Linked DNA regions of Mus musculus: region 2 is linked to region 1. Evidence: chromatin loops called from intact Hi-C (ENCODE). Cell type or tissue: heart. All regions are shown on one strand. Each heading gives the region's core, and the rest is flanking DNA. Links, peaks and the distances in the headings are about the cores only.

Evidence for each region. Peaks named below come from ENCODE experiments on the same cell type or tissue, not always from the same donor. Only the 100,000 strongest peaks of a DNase experiment are listed, where the experiment ranks them.
Region 2: it touches region 1 in a loop (2.0-fold over the local background); 6 of 42 quality-filtered maps call a loop at or near these places.

The regions. Positions count from the first base shown.
Region 1 is chr15:5,519,833-5,528,428 of GRCm38, forward strand. The region is part of intron 1 of 5430437J10Rik (RIKEN cDNA 5430437J10 gene); the gene reads left to right. Among named protein-coding and RNA genes, the nearest start is that of 5430437J10Rik, 28 kb to the left of the region's middle. In heart, for the core only: no CTCF peak of the experiment used is centred there; no DNase peak of the experiment used is centred there.
Region 2 is chr15:5,240,809-5,243,308 of GRCm38, forward strand. Ptger4 (prostaglandin E receptor 4 (subtype EP4)) reads right to left here. Exons shown (of 3, transcript NM_008965.2): 2 at 1,453-2,387. Among named protein-coding and RNA genes, the nearest start is that of Ptger4, 2.1 kb to the right of the region's middle. In heart, for the core only: a CTCF peak has its summit at 1,032; DNase peaks (open chromatin) are centred at 1,103 and 1,603; H3K4me3 peaks cover 1,602 bases; H3K27ac peaks cover 759 bases; H3K27me3 peaks cover 1,365 bases.

The DNA of each region.
Region 1 (8,596 bases), core at 3,608-6,107:
AGGAATCTCTCCTTCTCTCATGCCACCCTACAGCAGACTAGGAGAGGGGCTAGCTCTCTTGAGTTCATGCCCTCGGGGTTAGCTCTACTATGCTGTTCAGGTGAGGGAAAGGGGCCAGTTTTCCAGAGTGTGGAGGCAATCAAGGGGTGGGGGGTGGGGTGCAGCTCTGCACAGTGCCTCAAGCAGGAGTCCAAACCAGGGGCATCTGCATGGCCTTTGGTGGTAACACAGACCTGAAAATCCAACATAGACCCTGGCTGCCACAGGATCATGAACCCAGACATGCCCCTCACCCCCAAGAGCATACTGGGCCTGGATGTCCCCATGCCCTCAGGTGGCAGTAAAAGCCACTCAGATCAGCATATTCCACCCTCAGCAGGACAACCCTCAGATATCCTCCACACAGTTTCTGGTGCAGGTCAGACTGCTGACATCCTCGTGGCCTTTGGTGGTAACTTGGGACACAGACATCAACACAAACCACAGCTGCATCAGGAGGACCACAGACCCAGATGTGGTCCTTGGCAGAATCCCAGGGTCATGACCTCACCATGGCCTCCTCATATCTGTTCCTCACTGCCATCGAGTCTCCAGCTCCACATTTCTCCACAGTGTACAATAATCCCCTTGGCTTTGTTTTCTCTCCCATCTTTCCCTTCTCTCCATCATGATTTTGTCCATCTTAGTGGGACCCACTAAGATCGGTATCTTTCTTCTAGCCGCCATGGGCCTGTGTGACCAGGATGGGTGCTTGGGTATCTTTCTTCTGACAACACCATAGGTTGGCTAACCTGGGGCAAGTTTTTCTGGGCATAGCCTGGGTGGATGCTTGAGTCAATTCCAACCTTCCTACGTCTAGCCTCCTAGATCCTTTCTGTAGCATAAGAAATCACAACATTTTGGCCTCAGAAACTTGATGTCCAAATTAGTCCTGGTGGCAAAGATTGGTAATCTCTCTGAAGATGGTGAGGCAGGAGGAATTTAGTAGATTCTGTATTAAAATTTAAAAGGTTAAAAAAAAGATCTGGGTATATGGCCTGTGGAAAACCACCCATTTTATGATGTAGTCCATAAAGAATTCTTTGTTCTAAGAAGGAATTGTACCAAACCCTCTCAATTCCATTCAAATAGAAAAACGACGTTTTTCATACTTTACAATGTCTGTTGAGCATCCTTTGTGCATGCATGTTTTCAGTCCTCACTGACGGGCCTTCTGTATTTGCTTTTTCTCTAAGACACAGAGTTGTGGAGATCAGTGGCCTCTGTGCCTGTTCTTAGACTCCCCACCTTCTAGTTGCTTCTAGTGGCTTCTGACCCAACAGAATTAACATTAATATTAGTTTCTGGCATCAGTGTTTTCCCCCTGTACTATCTTAGGTTGCATAGTTCTGTATAAGTCATTAAGTCAAGTGTTCATTGGCGACTTGAAATGGCAAGCTCTAAAACTTGTTGCCTCTGATTGATAAAACAGTCTTGATGGCTTTAAGCACACTGAGTAAGCTGTCTCCAAAATCTTTGTAGAAGCTTTGTAGAAATGCTTCTCAGGTGTTCCCCAGTCCCAGGCCTCTGAAATACTAAGTTCTTGATATGAACTTTCTCTTGGGGACACTAGAACATGTGGATTATAAACTTAAGTTAAAATTTTCATGTACACTGAGGAATTTACATTTCTATCTTCGTACTAGTGTACTTAAAGAAATCCTGAAGCTGTTTCTATGTTTAGACTTGGGCATTAGGTTGTTTTTTGTTTTTTGTTTTTTGTTTTTGTTTTCTCTGGCATGGTAGAAGTATATTCTCTTCTCCTCAAATGGATGCTCCTCTGGTCATATGATTTCCAACACTATGGGATTCATACCTGCTTTAATTAGGTTGAAAGTTTGACCATTGCCCACTTTCAAACACCTTGAGGTATTTTCTTTTCTTTAAAGTTTCTAAACCAGGATTTCCTTCTACTAAAAATCCTCTTTCCCAATTCTTTAACCATTTCTATACCAGACACCATAAAACCTCTACATATCTCTGTAAGAGAGAGTGTGAAAGTAAAACCTCCAACAGCTTTATAACGCAGGGACAAGGCAAAAATGTGAGCTGCTTTCTCTGGTTCTATTGCTCACTGATCTACGGAAGTATTCTCCTGTGTCTAGCCATTCCTCAGTCCCCAAGCTTGCAACAGAATTTTCATTGAGGCTTTCCCAGCTGCTGAAATGCTATAGAATTTGATTTTAGGTTTCAGATGCTTTGGCATCTCTAAGAAAGTATATTAAGTAACGAATTATTGTCAGAAAAATACTATTGTCAGTTCTTAAAATATGAATTATTCTCATCAGATCCTAAACTAAATTGCTCTCTTAAAAATCAAAATGAAACAAAACCAAAGAAACAACCTGTCTTATTAAAGAAAGTCACAGCTGTGGGATCTGGTCTGTTCTTTTGTAAACAATGATCTTTTACCATTTTCTTAACTATTCTTTTCTCCAGAATAAGAACCCTGGGCTATAAATGTGTAATCATGCACATTATAAATGCAAACCACATACCTATACCCTCAATAACATAAGTTGAAAAGGCACATAAATTTTTCATCACCTTCATTAAAGATGGTGAAGTGTCTACTGAGCATATTATTATAAGCAGTCAGATTTGGTAGAGAATCAAAGAATTATATAAATATAAGAACTCAGTGGTCTTCAATTTGGGCTTTGTAGCTAGAAACACTATATTTAACGAGGTAAATAGGTGTACAAATAATGCCTTGAGAACATCAAGTATCAGGAAGAGACTTTTCATGCTCTGGCATTCACAGTATACCTGTGGAGGTGGGTGTCATGGTAGAGGTGAAGTCATGAAGTCATGGTAGAGAAAAGGTAATCAGAGCTTCTCTGCCTTACAGTGATTTTAGGATATAGCAATGGTGGTAGAAAATACTGAGCGATGGGGGAAGAAAGAAGGTGGGTGGATGATAGATGAATGACTGAGACCACCTCTTTCCTGAGAAGCAAGAGAGAGAAGATGGACAATATAGATGGAGGAAACGCAGCTGAAAAAACTAAGAGCTCTGCCCTTGGTCATGACTTTTGTAACCCAGGCAACTCACTTGCTGCTTTGAATATTAATTTTATTTTTACATTCATAAAACAAGGGTTGTTTTACTCTTCAAAACAGAGGCAGCTAAGATGAAAGTTTATCGGGAAAAGATGAGCCAAATAGTTTAGTGTATGAGGCTGAAAGGCTATGGAGTGCTTCTAACTCTGAAATAAAACTATCAAAATGCCATTATCTTTGGACTATGTTAGTTTGAATCATGATTAGAAGGAAGCTTTAGTCAAAAGCTGTAATTGTAGAAGAAAGGCAGTGAAGTGGAATCCAGAGAACTGGGTAAGATAAACAGCAGCAGGGGCAGAGGGAAATAGATGAAGACTATCAATGCAGCAAGAGAACATGAAGTGTCAATTTATGCTTAGATAACTTCTGAGTATTCTTATGGTTTAGTGAGTGCCAAAAACTACAGCTTATGAGCTATACAATATCATTTGATAATATCAATAATGCTTTTATGGTATCCTTTGAGGTTGCACAAGAATTTGTATATGCTAAGTATCAGTGATAATGGTCCTTGAAAGCTCTGTAAAATCATTCTCTATTTCCTCCTGGGAAAATTAGAATCCAATGGTAGAGTCTTGAAGAAAATAGACAGTAGTGGTTACTGCAGTAGTACAGTGAAATAGGAAAGACTCATGACGGTTGACAGTCTTAGAGGGTGAGGAGACATTTGAAAACACACCTGGAGGAAATGTGGTGTGGAAGGAATCTTGTTTTGTTTTTGTTTTTGTTTTTTGTTTTGTTTTGTTTTGTTTTTTTGAGACAGGGTTTCTCTCCATAGCCCTGGCTGTCCTGGAACTCACTCTGTAGACCAGGCTGGCCTCAAACTCAGAAATCTGCCTGCCTCTGCCTCCTGAGTCCTGGGATTAAAGGCATGTGCCACCACTGCCTGGCCAAGGTGTGGAAGGAATCTTGCCAGAGAGACATGTATGTGTTATGGCTGTAAGTCAGTGAGAACCTCAAAACAGCACAGTACATTCAGGGCTCTCAGTTCTGTTCTCATATTATAGGGAAGTGCACTCATGATCTTGACCATAGGAATGCCATAGCTACATTAACAATTCTCACCTTTAGGACACATAAAAGAATCTACTCCATTCCTCATACCTACTCTCTTTAAGGCATACATATTTTTAAATTGAGTATGTTTTTATTCCATTATAAATGCTATTTATCAAGGCCAGGAATATATATAACTTTCCCGGAAACTGTCTTTAAGAACTCAAAAATTTGGAATCTCAAGAAGGGATACAAATGTGAAGCAAAGTCATGTTCCCTATGGAGAAGGGCATATTAATGAATACATACACCATTGACATAAGACCCTCTGCCTGGAAAAAGCAGTTCTGGTTTAGTTTGAGTTGATGCTTTATGTCCTCCCCGTGGATGACTTCAGACCATGTTTGTAGATGGTCCTCTGTGATGCTAATAACTTCCTTCTTTTTTCTTCTGGATTGTTAACATAGATACCAGAGTGTTGGCTATCTCTGTAAAGATAACTGAAGAGGAAACTTAAGAGATTTTTAAAAAGTCATTTGGATGGTGTTCTGCTGGGGCAGATAAGTGAAGGAATGTTTAGCTGAAGTGGACACAGGTGAAAGACTAAGGCAGACTTATGAAGGAACATTTAGCCGAGGCAGACACAGGATATTCTGCCAAAGCCACCTTGAAAAAGGACACATGATGAAGGATTCTTTGCTAACAACATGCATGTGTTGGTCTGCCTTACGCTGCATAGATGCTGCATTTGTTGGGACTCCATAGAGAGAAACACCCCAAAAAAAAAAAAAAAAAAAAAAAACAAAACAAAACCCTTCTGGTGGTGTGCTGCAGTTTCTTGCCACTTCCACAGACTCAGGCTGATTGGATGCATGTGTTGAAGGTTGAAGGAAGAGCCATGGAAGACACATGATGTATAGAGAGTATAAATAGGACTTAATGGATAGTGAAGGAGGCTGAAGTTGGCTTACTTATAGAGCTAGCTATGCAAACCTTGTGGGTCTCGAGTCTTTGCTGATCTTTGCTTCCCTGAGAAAAGTACAACCTAGAACACCTGGCCTTCAACCTGGTCCCTCCTGCTGACTCGAGTTGAAGCTGAGGCCTGGCTGTCTCTGCTAGGTTGTGTCAGTGCTGCTGATTCCTGATTGCTATTCCAACTCTACTGAACTGGATTGCTGGTGCATCCATGAAGAGTTTGCGATTGAAATGAGCTGGTACCGCTGCTGGCCTGTGAACGGAACTGCCAATTTCCAGACACTACAGATGGTAGTTACTCCAAAGAACCTTTCTAAACAGGTGCACTTCCCCATATCCTTTTTTTTCCTACTACCTTTGGTGGGTGGTGTGCTACAAAGGGGGTTAAAATGTTTAAGAACTATTGTTAAAAACAGATTTTGAAAAAACTAAAGTTACAGATAAGATGAAAAGTAAGTATAATGCCTAGGAGGAATAAAAGTTAGTGAATATCCCACTTCTTCTGTTCATATAGCTGACAAAGATGTCTGATAAGTTGCGAGATGATTAAGTAAATTTCAGTTTAATCATTCTATGAAACAATATGAATTTTTAATAAAAGCATGAGATTACGTTACAACTAGTGATAGAGAATTTTATAATGCAAGAGGGAGAGAATAGCAGATTAAAACTCATGCATATTATATTCCATATCTACTGATTTTCCTTTGCTTCCTGGAACATGTATACTGAAAACATACAAACTGTTAATGTTTAGGAAGGAAATGGACCAGAAAACAGTTTTTAAGGGACTTGGCTCTATATTCCTGTTGTTGTTGTTGTTTTATACTGGCAAATTACTTTTAAAGTAACAATATACTGGGAAATGAGTATCTGAAGCATTCATCACTATTTTCATTTTTTCCCAATTAAGTTCAATTCTCAATATTGGCATCTTGGGAGTATATTGTGATTTTTAGCTTCATAATCTGTTCTACCTGCCATGCACCAGTGTAAAAGTGTGTTGTGGCCAAATGTTAGCAACTAAGTTATCTAAAGCATAATTAACCAGAGATTTCATGTGGGCGCCAGTTTGTAAAAATGCATGCTTGACTTTTTTTTTTTTTTTTTTTTTAGATGAGAATGACCATATGGACAGAAAATATATTTCAAATGTTTATCAGTTTTCCTAAAGCCACAATTACAAGGGCAAACAGGAAATTAAAATAAGCCCTATATGTTTACTTGAACCTCTCATATTTTAAAAATGTATTCGCTCAGGAAATTAAATGATATTGAAAGAAAATTATTTGTAATCTCTCAAGTGTTTGAGAGAGAATATGGCATTGGCTTAGAAGACATTGAAAGAGATGCTACTGGCAGGAGGATTGAACAGATTTTCAAATAATGCAGAGAAAAACTTATAACCAGGAAGAGCCAGCCCATTATTGCTTATGCCCTTTGTCTTCTGTTTTGTTTTGAATGTGAGTGGACTGGAGAGGTTTCTATCATTTACTCACAGTGACTCTAACAACACGGTGAGAAAGATGAACACTTGGAAAGAAACTGGGATCTGCCTTAGCTGCGTGATGATGAGCGAAGTGAGCCAAGCTTCACCTCTCTGAGAACGAATGCTGGCCATATTAACTATGGTTTGCTCCTAGGAAATGTTCATTTGTATAGACCTCTCTCTCTCTCTCTCTCTCTCTCTCTCTCTTTCTCTCTCTCTCTCTCTCTCTCTCTCTCTCTCTCTCTCTCTCTCTCACACACACACACACACACACACACACACACACATAAGTAGTTTCCAGCATCCTTAGAGCTAAAATGGGAAAGTCAGTTGAGGTGTGAAGAAGAAACATGATGGATTCATACAGCATCAAGTGCTCCTTCAGCCTTGGGCAAGGGAGGTCTGAAGAGAAGAACAACCATTGCTAAACATAGTTTTGCAATGCTGTCCAAAGATAATTGAGAAGGAACCAGTGAGTGATGTTTTAAATTATATGTTCTAAATATCTATCATTCTCATTAAAATAATTTGTCTTGTATCTTTAGGCCACTTTGGTCTAGAGTTCTAATCTGAACAGATTAATCTTGTTAATTAAAAAAGCCATCATGAGGTCAAGAATGATGTTTCTATTTTTTTTATTACTGTTTTGCTTGTACTTGAATTATCCTTAGCATTGTAATCTAAAGATTTAATTTTACACACTAAATATATTATCTCCTCTGTGGATTCATGACTAGTTTATTGCCAGGTGCTGGTCTTTGTAGTGGAAGGCCAAATTAATCATTACTAGTGGGGTCCTCTGTGTCAGGAAGTATTCACCACTCTTGGAACTATATTCAGGATAATTTTCCTCACTTGTTGCTCCTCTTTACCCTTATCCTGGCAGCACTCGGTCGTGTCCTAAGACTTCACTTTCTTCCAGTTTCCTGTTGGGTGATGTAGGAGTTGAGATTTCAATTATGGACTCTTTCATATAGACAACTAATGAATATCTGGAATGATAAATGTCTGAGAGCTGAAGATGGTGAAGACATCACACTTGTAGATATAAATGTTACTGGTTTAGGGGATGGGATATGTGTGGAGAGTTTCACAAGACCATTTGGCAAATATCAATAAATACTATGCCAAATTCAGTATCTGAATACATTTAAGAAGGAAATTAGGAAGGATGACAATGAACTTGATCAATGTTGTATAAAGTGCACTCTGTTTTCAGTGCATTTAATAGCCACTTGTAGCACATCCATCACAGTTAAGCGGACAGTGACCTGCTTTTGGCCAAGTTGATTTAATACTTATCTGTGGTAGCCATTTCTAAAGCCACACAAAATCCCTGTAGTGGTTTCTTATGAACTTCCCACTATTACAGATGTGGAAATTGAGGATAGTAACGCTATTTCTGTTATGATCACTCACAGCACCATTGTGTCCGAATCTATCCAAGAGTTTGTTTTCTAAGTAGTCACCCTAAAAGAGAAAATTTTATTTTTGTAGCTAAATAAGGTCAGCTTCATTGCTCATTATTTCTTTACTTTTCTAAAGCTAGGCAGATAGTAATATCCACTAGTTTGCTTCTTAGAGGCTGAAATGACTTTTTATTTTTCATATTATTTGACACTTTGATACATCCTATTAAATCAGTTTCATCTGTCTGTGTTGTCCTTGCTGGATATTATCTGTTGGGTAAGAAATAGGGTGAAAATATATGTGCCTTATTTCTGCATTACTCTCACAGCTGGGTAGCAGAGACTTGCCTGTGCTGATGTAAGTGGATGTATCCATGTACATCAGACTCAGACTCCACTCATTCACTCATCCCACCTCCTTACCATTGGTGCTAGCCAGGTTCTTGCTTTTCTGCACTTGTGCATTTTCTGGTTATCTAGGATGGAACTACTGCTTGTGTCTTCTTGTCAACCCCTGAGACTTAGATTGAGTCTTTAGAATAACATTTACACATTCAGTTTATTCGTTCTTCTAAATCATCCCTATATAATTGGACATTTAGCCTTAGTCTAGCCTTGAGGGATT
Region 2 (2,500 bases), core at 1-2,500, 280 kb before region 1:
TATGCGGTTCGAGTGTAACTTAACCCTGTAAATTGCATTAGGTTCTGAGATGGCTTAAAGGCCCTTCTGGCCAGTCATATTTACGTCTGTTTACACACATTGGCAAGGAGCTACTGTATGCTGGCTCTCAGACACCGCTAAGTTTTCTTCCATTTACAGTCACTTTTGTAAGAGATAGAAATATGTCTAAATCAGAGATAGCTGGTAGTATTCATAAGAGATAGAAAAGAGTAGTAGCCCATTACATGTACTTCTACTTGCTCCCAGTGGACATAGATGGTAATCTTTTTTTGAATAGGTAGTTTAGAATTTCTGGGAAAGCAGTCTTTTGAGAGATAGAGCTCAAAACAAGATAAATTCTAGATGAAGAATTCTGCTGGACCAATGATTTGTTTCTGGTGCGTTCTGTCAGTGTCACATGTAAAAGCAGAGATCGGAAGAGGCATTTGCTCCTTTCTGCTTGCAATATTTTCGACATTGCTGATGGCAGCTTTAAAGACTCTGGTCCTCAGAGATGAAGCACATGAAGACACTGACAGATGTTCCACAAAGGAGCAAATTAGAAGTGTTCTAGCGAGAGACTAATACTACAGTGGTGAGGGCTAGAGTCTCCCTCAAGGAGAAACTGCATTGCTCCTGCTCGTTAAAAATTAAAGGGCAGTGCACACCAACTAGTCCGTCATGCTTTCTTAGCTTGCAAAAAGAATAAGGAACTTGAATTTGAACCATACCCAGTTCAGGAGTCTGTTCAAGGTTTTGGGTGGTAGGCGGTGGAGGGGCTAAGGGAGGCTTGGGGGAGGGCAGGGAGCAGTGTGACTATGTCTGCAAGATTATTCTAAGCAAGGCCCTCTTACTCCTCTGTGAAGCGAGTCCTTAGGCTTTTAAGTGGAAAAGCAACTCAACTATTCTAACTTTAAAATTCTGCATAATTTAGAAAAAAGTCAAGGCCTGAAGAAATCAAAAAGGCTGAACCCGCACTCTCTCTCTCCCAAGGAAATGAATTCAACAGAGCTTATCGCCCTGGGTTTGCAGACTCTGGGCCACAGAGTGGAGCGCTAGAGTAAGTAACGCAAGTGAGTTGTCCCCTCCCCCCATCTAACTGATCCCGCCTGAAGGTTCAGGGAAGATGCAAAGCAAAACAGGGCAATAAGGGGAACCTGGCAGGGGAGGGGGCACAGGGGGTTGTCCAGGGGACCTCAGAACTTTTGCTTTCGGGGAAAGAACCTCAGGGGACCTGGGGGCGGGGAATCACCTCCTGAGTCTCTTTAAGGTCAGGACTTAGAAGGAAAACCTGGGTTTGCTCAGAGAAGCCTTGAAGTGGTCCCAGCTCAGAACTGGAGAAAACTCTGCCCACCTCCCCCCCCCCCAAAGGAATCAGGGAAAAGGAGGGGAGCGTGGAGGCGGATGGATGCAGGAGAGAGGCCCAGTGGGTCTCAGGCCCCAAACACTTACCACGAGCGGAATGGAGCAGATGAGCACCACCAGAGAGGTGGCGATGAGTAAGATGACCATCTGGATCTCCGCACCCGCGATGCGCCGGAAACTCCTGCGGCGGCGAAAGTCGCTGAGGCGCTGCAGGGCTGGGGAGGCCCCAGCGTGGCCCCGACAGGCCACCGAAGCTACCGCGGCGGCGGCAGCCGCATGGTGCTGCTCCGTGCCCAACGAGGTGCGGCGCATGAACTGGCGGTGCATGCGGAGCAGCGCGCCGCACACCAGCACGTTGCAGAGCACGGTGGCAAGGATGAGGAAGGAGCTGAAGCCGGCGTACATGTAAGAGAAGGCGGCGTAGGCCGTTACGTTGGTGGTCCAGTCGATGAAGCACCAGGTGCCCGGGTACTGCCGCTCGGATCTGCCCAGGCCCATGTTGGGCAGCGCGCAGAACAGCACGTTAGATGCATAGATGGCGAAGAGTGTGAGGCCGGCCAGCCGCTTGTCCACGTAGTGGCTGTAGAAGTAGGCGTGGTTGATGGCCAGGTAGCGCTCGATGCTCATGGCACAGATGATGCTGAGACCCGACAGACCGAAGAAAAGTAGGATGAAGGTGCTATAGTCACACAGTGCCTGGTCTCCGGGCCACTGGCCCTTCATGTATGTGGCGATGGTCACCGGGCTTACCAACAAGGTGCCCAGAAGGTCAGTGACAGCCAGCCCACATACTAGAGTGTAAAAGGTCGTCTCTTTCTGCTCCTTGCGCGACTTGCACAATACTACGATGGCCACCAGGTTGCCCACCACCCCGAAGATGAACATCACTGCGGGAATGGTCACCGGGCTGTTCAGCCTCTCCGGAGTGGAGGAGAAGGACGCGTTGACTCCGGGGATGGACATGATGGTGGTGGTTAGTAACACACAGCGTTGGAGCTCACGGTTCGATCTAGGAATGGTACCTAGAGAGAAAGAGAAACGAGCCATTTACCACTTGCAAGGTGTTCGACCCATGGCCAAAATGCTGTGTCGCAGAGATAAGGAGAGCACCCAGATCCAACTTCCTCATCGGTAG